Regions from separate parts of the Homo sapiens genome. Here all the other regions are linked to region 1. A link is a contact called in ENCODE Hi-C or POLR2A ChIA-PET data. All regions are on one chromosome and are shown on one strand. Each heading gives the region's core, a stretch centred on a gene start or an enhancer-like site at or near the end of the contact. The rest is flanking DNA. Distances are from core to core; before and after follow the strand shown. Region 1 has its middle 150 kb from the start of LINC02219. Region 2 overlaps PIK3R1 (phosphoinositide-3-kinase regulatory subunit 1). Region 3 overlaps LINC02219 (long intergenic non-protein coding RNA 2219).

Evidence for each region. A loop is a pair of places that touch in the nucleus more often than their neighbours do. ChIA-PET counts read pairs that join two places held with the same protein, here RNA polymerase II (POLR2A). Pooled maps may share reads with other maps.
Region 2: a loop to region 1 is called in a pooled map, with 4 times the contacts of the local background. The contact joins two enhancer-like sites. A Hi-C loop is called at or near these places in 8 of 37 single-sample maps with no recorded cell type and 6 of 50 pooled maps. POLR2A ChIA-PET finds 5 or more read pairs at or near these places in 4 of 52 experiments (AG04450, BJ, OCI-LY7 and 1 more).
Region 3: a pooled map shows a loop between it and region 1 (10-fold over the local background). The contact joins two enhancer-like sites. A Hi-C loop is called at or near these places in 2 of 37 single-sample maps with no recorded cell type and 5 of 50 pooled maps. POLR2A ChIA-PET finds 5 or more read pairs at or near these places in 2 of 52 experiments (GM12878 and PC-9).

Annotation. Positions count from the first base shown.
Region 1 is chr5:68,039,467-68,043,288 of GRCh38, forward strand. No RefSeq gene overlaps it. Among named protein-coding and RNA genes, the nearest start is that of LINC02219, 150 kb to the right of the region's middle. RefSeq lists an enhancer at 1,701-1,810. Within about 2 kb of position 1,990, at least 6 of the 41 ENCODE cell types and tissues checked have a DNase peak (open chromatin) inside an H3K27ac peak, as active enhancers do.
Region 2 is chr5:68,250,905-68,254,726 of GRCh38, forward strand. The region is part of intron 2 of PIK3R1 (phosphoinositide-3-kinase regulatory subunit 1); the gene reads left to right. Among named protein-coding and RNA genes, the nearest start is that of PIK3R1, 37 kb to the left of the region's middle. Within about 2 kb of position 1,912, at least 28 of the 41 ENCODE cell types and tissues checked have a DNase peak (open chromatin) inside an H3K27ac peak, as active enhancers do.
Region 3 is chr5:68,195,471-68,199,292 of GRCh38, forward strand. It overlaps LINC02219 (long intergenic non-protein coding RNA 2219), which reads left to right. Exons shown (of 3, transcript NR_105003.1): 2 at 900-1,019; 3 at 2,720-2,937. Among named protein-coding and RNA genes, the nearest start is that of LINC02219, 7.5 kb to the left of the region's middle. Within about 2 kb of position 1,586, at least 3 of the 41 ENCODE cell types and tissues checked have a DNase peak (open chromatin) inside an H3K27ac peak, as active enhancers do.

The DNA.
Region 1 (3,822 bases), core at 740-3,239:
TAAAGAAGGCATTTGGTATTTTTAACCTTGTAAAACTAGAAAATGTGTCCTAAAGGTGAGAAGAGCAACCCTAAGCTTATCAGAGGCAAGGGTCCAAGATAAAGTATTACTCAAGTTTTCTTTTTCTCATTTTTTTCTATAAAATATCACCTGCCATTTGGTTCCTAATTTATAGTATTCCTTTTTTAAAATGGAAGTTTTATAGATCTTTGAAAAGTATGTACTTTTAACTCATTTGAACATTTCTGTCCCATCAATGTCAGGACTTAAAAAGGCTTGATAACCAAGAGCAGCTAGGAAATAATTCTGCTGCCTTTCTTCGCTGGTTATGCTGATAAATGAGGAACAAAGTGGACAATCTCCTACCTCTTTGTGTCATTTATGCTACAATAACACGTGGGTTAAGGCACAGGATAATTAAAAAGATAAAGTTGGGCAGACCCCCACAGATCAGCATCCTTTCCAGACCCAGACCCACGTTTTTTCTCTTTAATTAGCAGGATGACAAAGGCAATGGGAGCTAAGAGACGATTCCAGGAATTAGCCGGGCATGGTAGTGCCTGCATATAGTCCCAACTTCTTGGGAGGCTAAGATGAGAGGATTGCTGGAGCTAAGGAGTTTGGGGCTGCAGTGAAACTAGGATTGAGCTACTGCACTCCTGCCTGCGCAATAGAGTGAGATCGTGTCTCCAAAAAAAAAAAAAAAAAAAAAAAAAGAAGTGGATTTCTTCTCAGGCAACCCTTCCTAAACCCCTTTACCCATAAGCTTTTCCAAAGTCAAGAATAGGAACAAGGGATGTATAAGGCTAGGCACAATGGCTCATGCCTGTAATCCCAACAGTTTGGGAGGCCAAGACAGGAGGATAGCTTGAGCCCAGGAGTTCAAGACCAGGGCAACAAAGAGAGACCCCATCTACATAAAAAATAATAAAATGAAAGAGGGAGAGAGAAAAAAAATAGACATATATGTTAACTATAGGACGAGACCCTGTCTTTACTCTTCCTCTGTTTGCCCATCTCTGGGACCCATTCTCAGACCTGGCGTTCCTTGTTTTCTTCCTCTTGAAGTAAGGAGAGTTTGTGCAAATTTACTGGAAGTTAGTCATGCCTTTGTATTCCTACTTCCACAACTCAGCGTGGTCCTCCAGCTTCCACAAACAAATGGCCCACTCTCAGCCAAACAGACCACATACCTTCAGAAGAGAGTGACCCTAAGAGGCAGCAAGAGCTGGAGATGATGTCTGAGAGCCATGCACTTGAAAGCCGGCAGTGTCCTGGCCGTGGCTGGCTGAGCTGGTGTCCTCACCACAGTCTCCCTGCAACATGGTCTTGAGAGATCCTCTGCTCCTAGTCTCCTGCAGTCCAGCTCATCTTCACCCTTTTTTTTTCCTAGCCTTCCCACCCACTTTGTGAGATCTCTGGTTGTTGAGATCTCTGGTATCCTTCTAGTCATCAGCTTGTCCACTTTTGTTCACTGAAATTGGCTTCTGCAGTTTGTAACCAGGAGCCCTAACCGACACCACTGCTGTTTTTAAGAATCAGGGTTGTAAAAGAAAGAAAAAAGAAATCCCAATTGTTTAGAATGGGTCATACCCTCTGAGGGGGCTGAAGACATCTGTGCTGGCTTCCTATAAAAAGTACCTGTGGCCTGGCACAGTGGCTCATGCCTATAATCCCAGCACTTTGGGAGGCTGAGGTGGGTGGATCACCTGAGGTCAGGAGATCGAGATCAGCCTGGCCAATATGGTAAAACCTCTCCTCTACTAAAAATACAAAAATTAGCCGGGCGTGGTGGCACATGCTTGTAATCCCGGCTACACAGGAGGCTGAGGCAGGAGAATCGCTTGAACAAAGGAGGCAGAGGTTGTAGTGAGCCGAGATTGTGCCACTGCACTCCAGCCTGGGCGACAGAGCCAGACTCTGTCACAAAAAAAAGTACCTGTAACTCTGCCCAGTAGAGCATCTTGGGCTCAGTGCTCTGTGCAAATACGCTTGTCTCACACCTCTGCCCGGCCACCGCAGCCTCTCAGGACTCCCCCACGGGACTGAGCTGTCTTCAACTGGTGGTAAGAGAGAGGAAAGGCATTTTTAAAGTGGAAGGAACTTGACTGACCACACCCTCCTGAGCCTTTTTGCTCCCCTCCCGTCCCCTCAGTGGTCACTACCATACCCAAAATGTGTTTAGAATCAGAAGTAAAATGTTATCAGTAAAAAAAAAAAAAAAAAAAAAAATCTGTTTTGTTCATTTCTATCATCCCTTCTTCAGGGCAAAAACACATAGAAGTTACAAGTAAGGGTTGTTAAAAATAGAGACCTGGATTCAAATTCCAGCTCCACCATTCACTTGTTCCCTTAAACTCTTTGGGCCTCAATTTCTCCATCAATAAAATGAATATAAAAATGATGTCTGCCTCATAAGTGTTGTGAGAATCAAGAGTCCCATGTAAAGCATTCAGAGCTGTGACGGATACATTAAGTGCTCATTAAATGTTAATTACTGCTATTATTATTGTATTATTTCAATCTCGTCATAGTGCTTGCTGCATAGCATTTTTTCCAAGGTGGGGCGAGGTTATATGAGTGGGAAAATAATCAGCTGATTCTTTTTAAATGCAAAGGAAATGCATGTTTTTAACATCACAATAGGATTTCACTTCATCAGAAGCCCCAAGCAGAACATAACTAACTGTTTGAGGAAGTGGTGTGGGTAATTATAACTCAGTCTCATTGACAACATGAAGCGAGGCCTCCGTTTTAAAGGGCTCACTTGGCATTTCATATGGCTGCCTGCTGCCCCTCTGTTCCAAGTTCACTTTAATCTGCCATTTTGGACCCAAATAGAGATCACTGACACATTCAAATAGACACGCCTTTCTGTTTTAAACAGATTTTAGTGCATTTTGGTACAAGCAAAAAAGTTTCACAAATAATGTGATTTCTAGAACTTCAGGCTAGTGAACCAACATCTGCTGAGTAATCACATGACCTCAGGCCAGGGAACTCTGTAGGCCACTGCAAAAAGTAACTTAAAAATGAAATTTGGCCAGGCGCGGTGGCTCATGCCTGTAATCCCAGAACTTTAGAAGGCCAAGGCAGGTGGACCACCTGAGGTCAAGAGTTCGAGACCAGCCTGAACAACATGGTGAAACCCTGTCTCTACTAAAAATACAAAAATTAGCCAGGGTTCCCTAATCCCAGCTACTTTGGAGGCTGAGGCAGGAGAATTGCTTGAACCTGGGAGGCGGATGTTGCAGTGAGCCAAAATTGTGCCATTGCACTCCAGCCTGGGCAACAGGAGTGAAACTCCGTCTCAAAAAAAAAAAAAAAGTGAAATTTTTTTCACGCTTATAATCCCAGCACTTTGGGAGGCTGAGACATGAGGATCACTGGAGCCCAGGAATTCGAGACCAGCAAAATAGAAAATAAAAAAATTAGCCAGGTGTGATTGTGCATGCCTGTGGTCCCAGCTACTTGAGAGGCTGAGATGGGAGGATGACCTGAGCCTGGGAGGTCAAGGAGGCAGTGAGCTGTGGTCTTGCCACTGTACTCCAGCCTGGACAACAGAGTGAGACCCTTCTCAAAAAAAAAAACATCGAATTTTTTTCTAGAAAGAACATTAGACTGCCTGGCTCCTTTTTGCCATTGGAATAATGTCACATAATTAGTTCACCACTCTGGAGTGAAGGCTTCCTCTCTTGAGAATATGAACCTGCAGTCACAGCCCTGCTGTGGCCAGGGAAACATGTGGCCTTGTGTGTGCCACGGGGATTATACATGGGTTCCCTGGAAGATTTCCCCTGTGAACAAAAGCAGAGACCCACC
Region 2 (3,822 bases), core at 662-3,161, 210 kb after region 1:
AGTACTGAGCTCAAGAGGAAGCCTAATTCATATCCTTCAGAAGATAATTTTAAGAGAGTGTGTATGTTTTCGTTTTGTGAACAAAGGAAAGTTAATCTGGTGCTCCGTGTCTGTTTTGTAATTCCCCAAGGGAGAAGGAAAGGGAGGGAAATGATTGATTTCCAGATAGGATAAAAACCAGTCAGCACACAATGGGTTACTGCCACCGCTTTCTGATAAGGATCCTACTTCAACTATCTGAAGAGATTCTTCAAGGTGGAGGATACAGTGGTTATATTAGTTACTCTCACCCTTGTTATTATGGAAGGTAAAATTCCTGGATCCTAGATTTAATTTTAAAATAGTAATTTAATAATGTCTGGTGGAAACCTCTTAAAAAAAACACTTTGCAGCACATCTCTGGTAGCCCTGTGCTTGAGATGACTTTTAGGCTGCCAGTTCAGAAGATGGAAGATATAAACTGTGTTGATGAGTTGGTTTTTCAGTGGACCCTGTTAGGTTCCTTTTTTAAAAAAATAATAATTTTTATAATGAGTATGTCTTCGTGAGCCCTCACAACCCTTGAAGTTTTTACTTGTTTGGCAGAACTAAGGGCACTGAACGTTTGTAAGCCGTTCACTAACACTTACAGGAAGGGCATAAAAGGGTGCTCAAGTCAGTCTGTAGGTGGTGGGGGCGGGGTGGAAAGAGGGGATTCCTGTAGGCCTGGATGAATCAGCCACTGATTTCTGATGGTAGCCCCAGCTGCAAAAAAGTAGGAAGCTTTTTTTATGGACAGAACTACAACTCCTTTCTTTCAAGTTTTTCAGCCTTTTCACACTTTTCCATTCTTCAGACTTTGCAAGTTTTTAAACAAAATGTTTGTATTTCCCCAAAGGAAATCACACAGTTGACTGCATTATGAGAGGGAAAGGAGCAAACTCTGTCTCATCTGAGGAGGGGCTCAGATCAGGAGTTGTGTAGGGCCCTCACCCGGTTGGGGGTGGTGGAGCCTTGGCTGTGTGCAGGAGTGACTGTTCTTGGAGATGTTCTGGTTGGATCATGAGTTTGGGCTTGGAAAGCACTGCCTCAAGTTCATCAGCAGGAATGAGGTAGAATTCACTACTTGCTGTCTTAAGACCTTTCTGTCTGCCAAGTGTTTGAGCAATCCCTCACATCTCCCCCTTGAACTAAAGAGCAACAACTGGTCAAGAGCCCAGCAGGGATGAAAAAGGTTGGCCCCTTGCATCCTTCATCTGCTGTTTAGACTAAGGGCCGCATTGTAGACCACTCTCGGCCATGCTGTCCTGAACCCGAGGATCAGCAGAATTACAGGCCCAATTTCAGGCAGACGTGAGCTTGCATCTGATGACAGGCAAGTACCTACATGTGTCTTTCATTACTCCGCTGCCTTAGGAGATGCTGTTTAAGTTGGCAGATATGCTTATTTGAAAGCAAAGCTTGTTGCTGGTGAGATTACTGAATTTACAAAAAAAAAAAAGTGGGGGGATCAGATGCCAAGGGAGAGGGAAGGGAGTGTGTAGCATTTAAAAGTGTGGTGAAGCCATCAAGTTAACAAGAAAAAGTAGAATAAAATGTGGTTCCAATTTGTTGTACTGGGCTCAAGATGATAATATTGCAATAGTAAACTGTAGGGATGTGTGCGTGCAAATGTGATTACATGTGTGCTTGCTTTCTGAATTTCAAAATTGTAGAAGTTATTAGAAGTTCTAATTTTAGTTCCCAATTTAATTTACTCTGATAGTAAATTAGTAATTTTCAAGGGATTTACTGATAATCAGAACAAAGATTTGCAATTTCTAGGACAGATCCCCAATTTTGGGGGTGGGAAGGAGCTACTTTGTATTTCCCTGAAACCTTGAGTTACTGGGGCCGAACATGTAGGGCAGATATTGAATGACCAATCCTAATGCTCTTAGCAACTTTGCTAAGTAAAACCCCGCTGCCATCCAGTGGCAATTGGCTATACGGCATGGTAGCTGTAAAATATGCCCTTTTCTGCCTTTTCTCCCTCAGATTCCACCTTTCTCAGATGCTCCCAGTTTTTTTTCCCAGATGGCACCTGACACAGTACTTGACAGGAAAAATTGACTTTATGTCTGGCTTAGGTAATTCAGGGCAAGTGTGCATTTATTTACCTTGTCTCTTCTCCTAGCAATACTAATTTTTATCTACGTTGCATTTTTATTTTCTCCCCAGATTTGTCATAACACACATACTTTTTCCTTGAATATTTTTGTTACCTTAGCTAAAGAATTAATGCATTGTGGTATTTCTGCTTGTCATAGTTTTACTTTAGAGTAGATTTCGCTTATATCTTTGTATTTATGCTTTGAGCTGTGGTTTACCAATTTCCTAGCATGTTTCATGACACTTATCCTACATTTCAGACAAGGATTTATGTGTCCCATAGGATTCAAGCTGGACTTGGAGAAAGAGCCAGCTAGCAAATGGAATTATTCTGACTTGTGAAAGGTTCCAGCCTTTTAAAACTAGGCTCTGAGAAATAAAAAAACAAATATTCTTGGGAAGAAACTGGGTTTGTGAGTACTTGGCTAGAAATTTTAGGAAAGGAAAGAACATTTCCTCTGGCCTCGGGAGCACATTCAATGTGAAATATTGCTGCCTTTAAAAGAGCCAAACTTAAATTTCTATTTGGATCATTTACTTGACTTAAAAATAAAGGGATCTATTTTTTTTTAAGGTTCAGAACCCTATTTTAAATAAAATGACATTCTAGTAAGTCAGGCAAGATGCCCCCAACATGAGCTATTAATTAAAAACAGCCGGAACTTCTGGAGGTGTTAGCAAGTATCTACTATGAGCTTGGGGATTGGCGAAATCTGGTACAAGTTAGTTCCAGCTGCGCACATTTGCCTTATTACAGTTCTTTATGATAAATTAAATGCATGCTTCATACATCCTTTGGTGTAGTCATATTCTCTCAGCACTTGACTAAGCAGGTGGAAAGCTTATTTAGTCATAGGATGACTGAAAACAATGAACTATAAACCCATGTATATCCACTCCAAGAAAAGAGCTAATAAATGTCATGTTTTTTATTTTCCCGTGGACCCCCTTTTTTTTTTTTTTTTTGTATTTTATAACCTTTCCAGAATCTTGAGTGATTTTTAAATGTTTGCCCTTTGGTCATAAATGCAGCAAGTAAATGTGAGTCTGCACACTCGAATGTTGTATAAATCAGTTGACCAGTCAGTGTTGGAGCAAACTTCTCAGGATTGCTCTGTGAACTCCCTGTTCTCTGGCAGTTGCCAAATACAAAGATAAACCAGGAGAGACTTATTCCCAAGAAAAGAATGATTCTGCATCCTTAACTTACATATAAACTGTTGAGATGTTTCATTGTTTTGTATGGTCAAGCCCCTTCTCTTGTTCTCTCTCTTCATCAATTAGTATGGAAAATTGGAAGTTTACTGAAAAGAGTTTCGAATCATGGGATTTTAGATTTGAAAAGGACCAGAGGGATCATCTACTCTTCCAACAAATAAAAAATAAAACCCCCAAAGGAATGAATGATCCATGGCTGGGACATTGGAATCTCTCTATAAAGGAGAAATCATATTAAGGTATTTTCATCTTAGGCCTCTAACCCCAAGGGTATCTTTACAAAGACTTTATTTTAGTGAAGCCTTCAATAAACAGTGACCTCATGTCAAGAATTCTAAAGAGAGGGTTATGGAATATTGGTTTGATATTAAAGTCATTGTTATCTTGGAGCTGGCCTGAATGGACTAATAAGTGGCCTGTCACCAGTTGTAACTTACTTTTACAATTTTAATGTGATTTAAGGGAAGACACTCT
Region 3 (3,822 bases), core at 336-2,835, 160 kb after region 1:
AAGGCAAATCATCTGCACAATTATGATTTATATGAAATTCAGGAATCATAAATGTGCTTCACTTTGGTCTTATTCAGAAACCAGTAGCTTTTACTCATGGATGCTAGCAAGTTTGGCTTGCATGGTGGAGGCTGTGTGCTGTTGAGGTTAATAGCATGCAATTACCCGGGCTCCAACTGCAGCTCTACCAACACAGAAGCAAAAGTGGAAAACATGGCAGAGTTCTTAGAGTAGAAATAAAACTGTAAAAACAATGGTTGAAGAAGGATCTTTGTGCTTGTTTTAGATAGAATTCATTAAATTTTTAACTGCTATGCCAAAGAGACTATATCCATATAATCTTTAGACATGCAGTGAGGTAGTTACTGTTATTATCCCCATGCTAGAATTTGAAAACAGAAACACAGAGAACATAAGTAACTTGTCCTAAGGTCACTTTGATTTGAAAGTAGGGAGTGTGGTTCCAAGACTAACTACCAAACTAGGTGTTTCTTTGCTGGGTGAGTCCTCTCTCTGTCACCCAAACAAACACACAGCCTGGCCCAGTGATCCCATAGAGGTGCTGCCTTGCACTGCCAAGTCCTATGGGAATACTGGGCAAAGGTTCTTTTCTGCTTTCAGACCATACCCCTTGCGTCTCAGGTAGAATACTACAGGGGATAAATGGAAGACCAGATCCAGTTGGGTCAGAGGCCTCCCCTCCAGATCTTCCGCTCTCCAGAGCCTTTTTCCACCCTCTCCCCTAACCATCAACCACATGTCCCTTAGAGTTTCGTACTGTCCATTCCGCTCAAGACTTGGGTTTCCCTTTAATATTTTTATTGGTTTTGTAATAAACATCTTGGTGCTGATTAGTTGTTTTTTTTTTTTTTTTAACCGAGTTTCACTCTTTCGCCCAGGCTGGAGTAAAGTGGCATGATCTCGGCTCACTGCAGCCTCCGCCCCCGCCAGGTTCAAGTGATTCTCCTGCCTCAGCCTCCCGAGTAGCTGGGATTACAGGCGCAGGCCACCATGCCCAGGTAATTTTTGTATTTTTAGGAGAGAGGGGGGTTTCTCCATGTTTACCAGGCTGGTCCCGAACTCCTGACCTCAGGTGATACACCCGCCTTGGCCTCCCAAAGTGCTGTGATTACAGGCATGAGCTACCACGCCTGGCCGGTGCTGAATTTTAATTCCTCAACCAGCTGGGCTACCCTCGGTAATACCCTCAGTAATCATTACCCTCCCCATCACGAACTGCTCACTTGATCACTCAACACATAGAGAGTCTCCTTCATTCCCAATGTAGAATAGAGAGCAGAGATAACAGTGGAGAGTAAAGGCAACATGGTCCCTGCCCTCACGGAGTTTATACTCTAGTGGGGAAGACAAACATTATTCAAAGAGTTACATATAAATATAAAACTATACTGTGACAAATGCCACAAGGAAAAGGTGCAGAGTTTGATGACCCCAGGACCTGGAATTTACCTAGTCAGAGAGATCAAGGAAGGCTTCCCTAAGGAAGTGGTGCAGAGCTGAGATCGGAAGAAGCAGGGATGTTCTCCACAGAAAGAACATGCTCAGAAGCCCAGTCAGCAGCAGGAAGGAGTGTGGTGATTTTGAGGAACCGAAAGAAGACCAGCATGGCTGGAGAACAGAGGATGGGGGTGTGATATGTGACGAGCGAAGAGAAGTAAGCGGGGGCAAGATTGTGTAAGCCTGTGATCAGGATTCTGGCCTGTATGCCTAGAGCAGTTATTTTCAACTTCGGCTACATGTCAGAACCACCTACAAAGCATTTTAAAATACTGATTAAAGGATCCCATTCCAGAACCATCAAATCCAAACTTCTGGAAGTGAGAACCAGGCATAAGTATTTTTTTTAAAGCTTTCAGGTGATTTTATCATGAAAACAAGGGTGAGAATCATTGACCTATAGCAATGAGAAGTCACTAAAATGTTTGAAGATAATATGTATGCTATGAATCTTTAGAGGGAGTTGGAAGCCATTTCCAGATTTACATTTCAAAAAGCATCCTCTGGCTAGAACCATGGAGTTATCAATGCTAGTGATTGAGAGTTCAAAAAGGAGACCAATTCAGTGACAACTATTTTTTTATTTTTATTTTTTTGAGATGGAGTTTCCCTCTTGTCATCCAGTCTGGAGTGCAATCTCACAATCTCGGCTCACTGCAACCTCTGCCTCCTTGGTTCAAGTGATTCTCCTGCCTCAGCCTCCCAAGTAGCTGGGATTACAGGCGCCTGCCACCACGCCCAGCTAGTTTTCACATTTTTAGTAGAGATGGGGTTTCGCCATGTTGGCCAGGCTGGTCTCAAACTCCTGACCTCAGGTTATCCACCCGCCTCGGCCTCCCAAAGTGCTGGGATTATAGACATGAGCCACTGTGTCTAGCCAGTGACTGCTATTGATAAATGGTGCAGGTGAGGATTAGGGTAGCATCAACGGAGATGAAAAACATACATATATTTACAAGATTTTTAGTTGGTTAAAACACTGAGACTGGCAGAATGATGAAATGATGGATTCTATAATGGGAAAAAAGAGAGCAAATGACTATCAGTGTTCTGCTCACACAAGATGGATAATTGTGCCACTTGTTGATACAGGGACGAGGACTAGAATCAGAAATGTTTAGAGTGAGGGTACGTTTTCATTTGGGCATGTGAGGTTTGCTTTCATTTTGTCATGCATGTTCTTTACCTCTCTTTTCTGTAGGTCACCCGTACTTCATTTACCAGTCCTTGCTAAGGATTATTCATTAAAACACACAACAGCAACAATAACCACAAAAGCAACAATAAAAATACCTTTGAACTCACTCAATCTTGAACTATTGAACATGCTAAGTCCGTGTCATTGGCCTACTTAATCAGCCCTCGATTGTAACTTGAAGAAGCTTATTGATAAGAAAATAAACTTCTCATAAAGTATAACTACTTTCTTAGCAAAACTATTTGTTTCATCTTCTCTTTAAAATTTTTGATATTATGTATTTCCTTTTTTTTTTTTTTTTTTGGAGACAGAGTCTTACTCTGTCACCTGGGCTGGAGTGCAGTAGTGTTATCTCGGCTCAATGCAACCTCCGTCTCCTGGGTTCAAGCAATTCTCCTGCCTCAGCCTGCCGAGTAGCTGGAATTACAAACACCCGCCACCACCCCCAGCTAATTTTTTGTATTTTTAGTGGAGACAGGGTTTCACCATGTTGGCCAGGCTGGTCTTGAATGCCTGACCTCAGGTGATCCATCCACCTCAGCCTCCCAAAGTGCTGGGATTACAGGCGTGAGCCACTGCACCCGGTCTATTATGTATTTCTGAAGATATTTAATGCCAAGTAACAGAAACCACACTCCAATGAGTTTAAACAAAAATAACATTATTATAAGAATATAAAGGTATCTTATGGAATATAAGAATAAATCTGTGGCTAGAGTTAAGGAAAAGCTAGAATCACGAACTCATGACTTCACAGTTCCCTCTCCCCAGCTCTTCTTCTCTTGTGCATCTGCTTTGTTTTTCTTTCTCTGTTCTCAGAAACTAGCTCCCATCACTTTTCTTCTTAACATGAACAAAAATATGACAAGTGACAGCTCCTGAGGTTTAAGCCCTAGAGCTCAGACATCAGAGGGAAACAATCTTAACTCTTTCAGTACAAAACCTAAAATCCTGGGGTAGAAACTCAAGTAGACTATCTGTCCTTCTTCAGACCAATCCACTGTAGCCAGGAAGTCGGAGCTGGGGAAAAAGCTGTAACTATCCCACTTTGATTCATATATGTTACTGAACTGTGGCCAAAATGGATACCCCCCTTGATAGTCTCA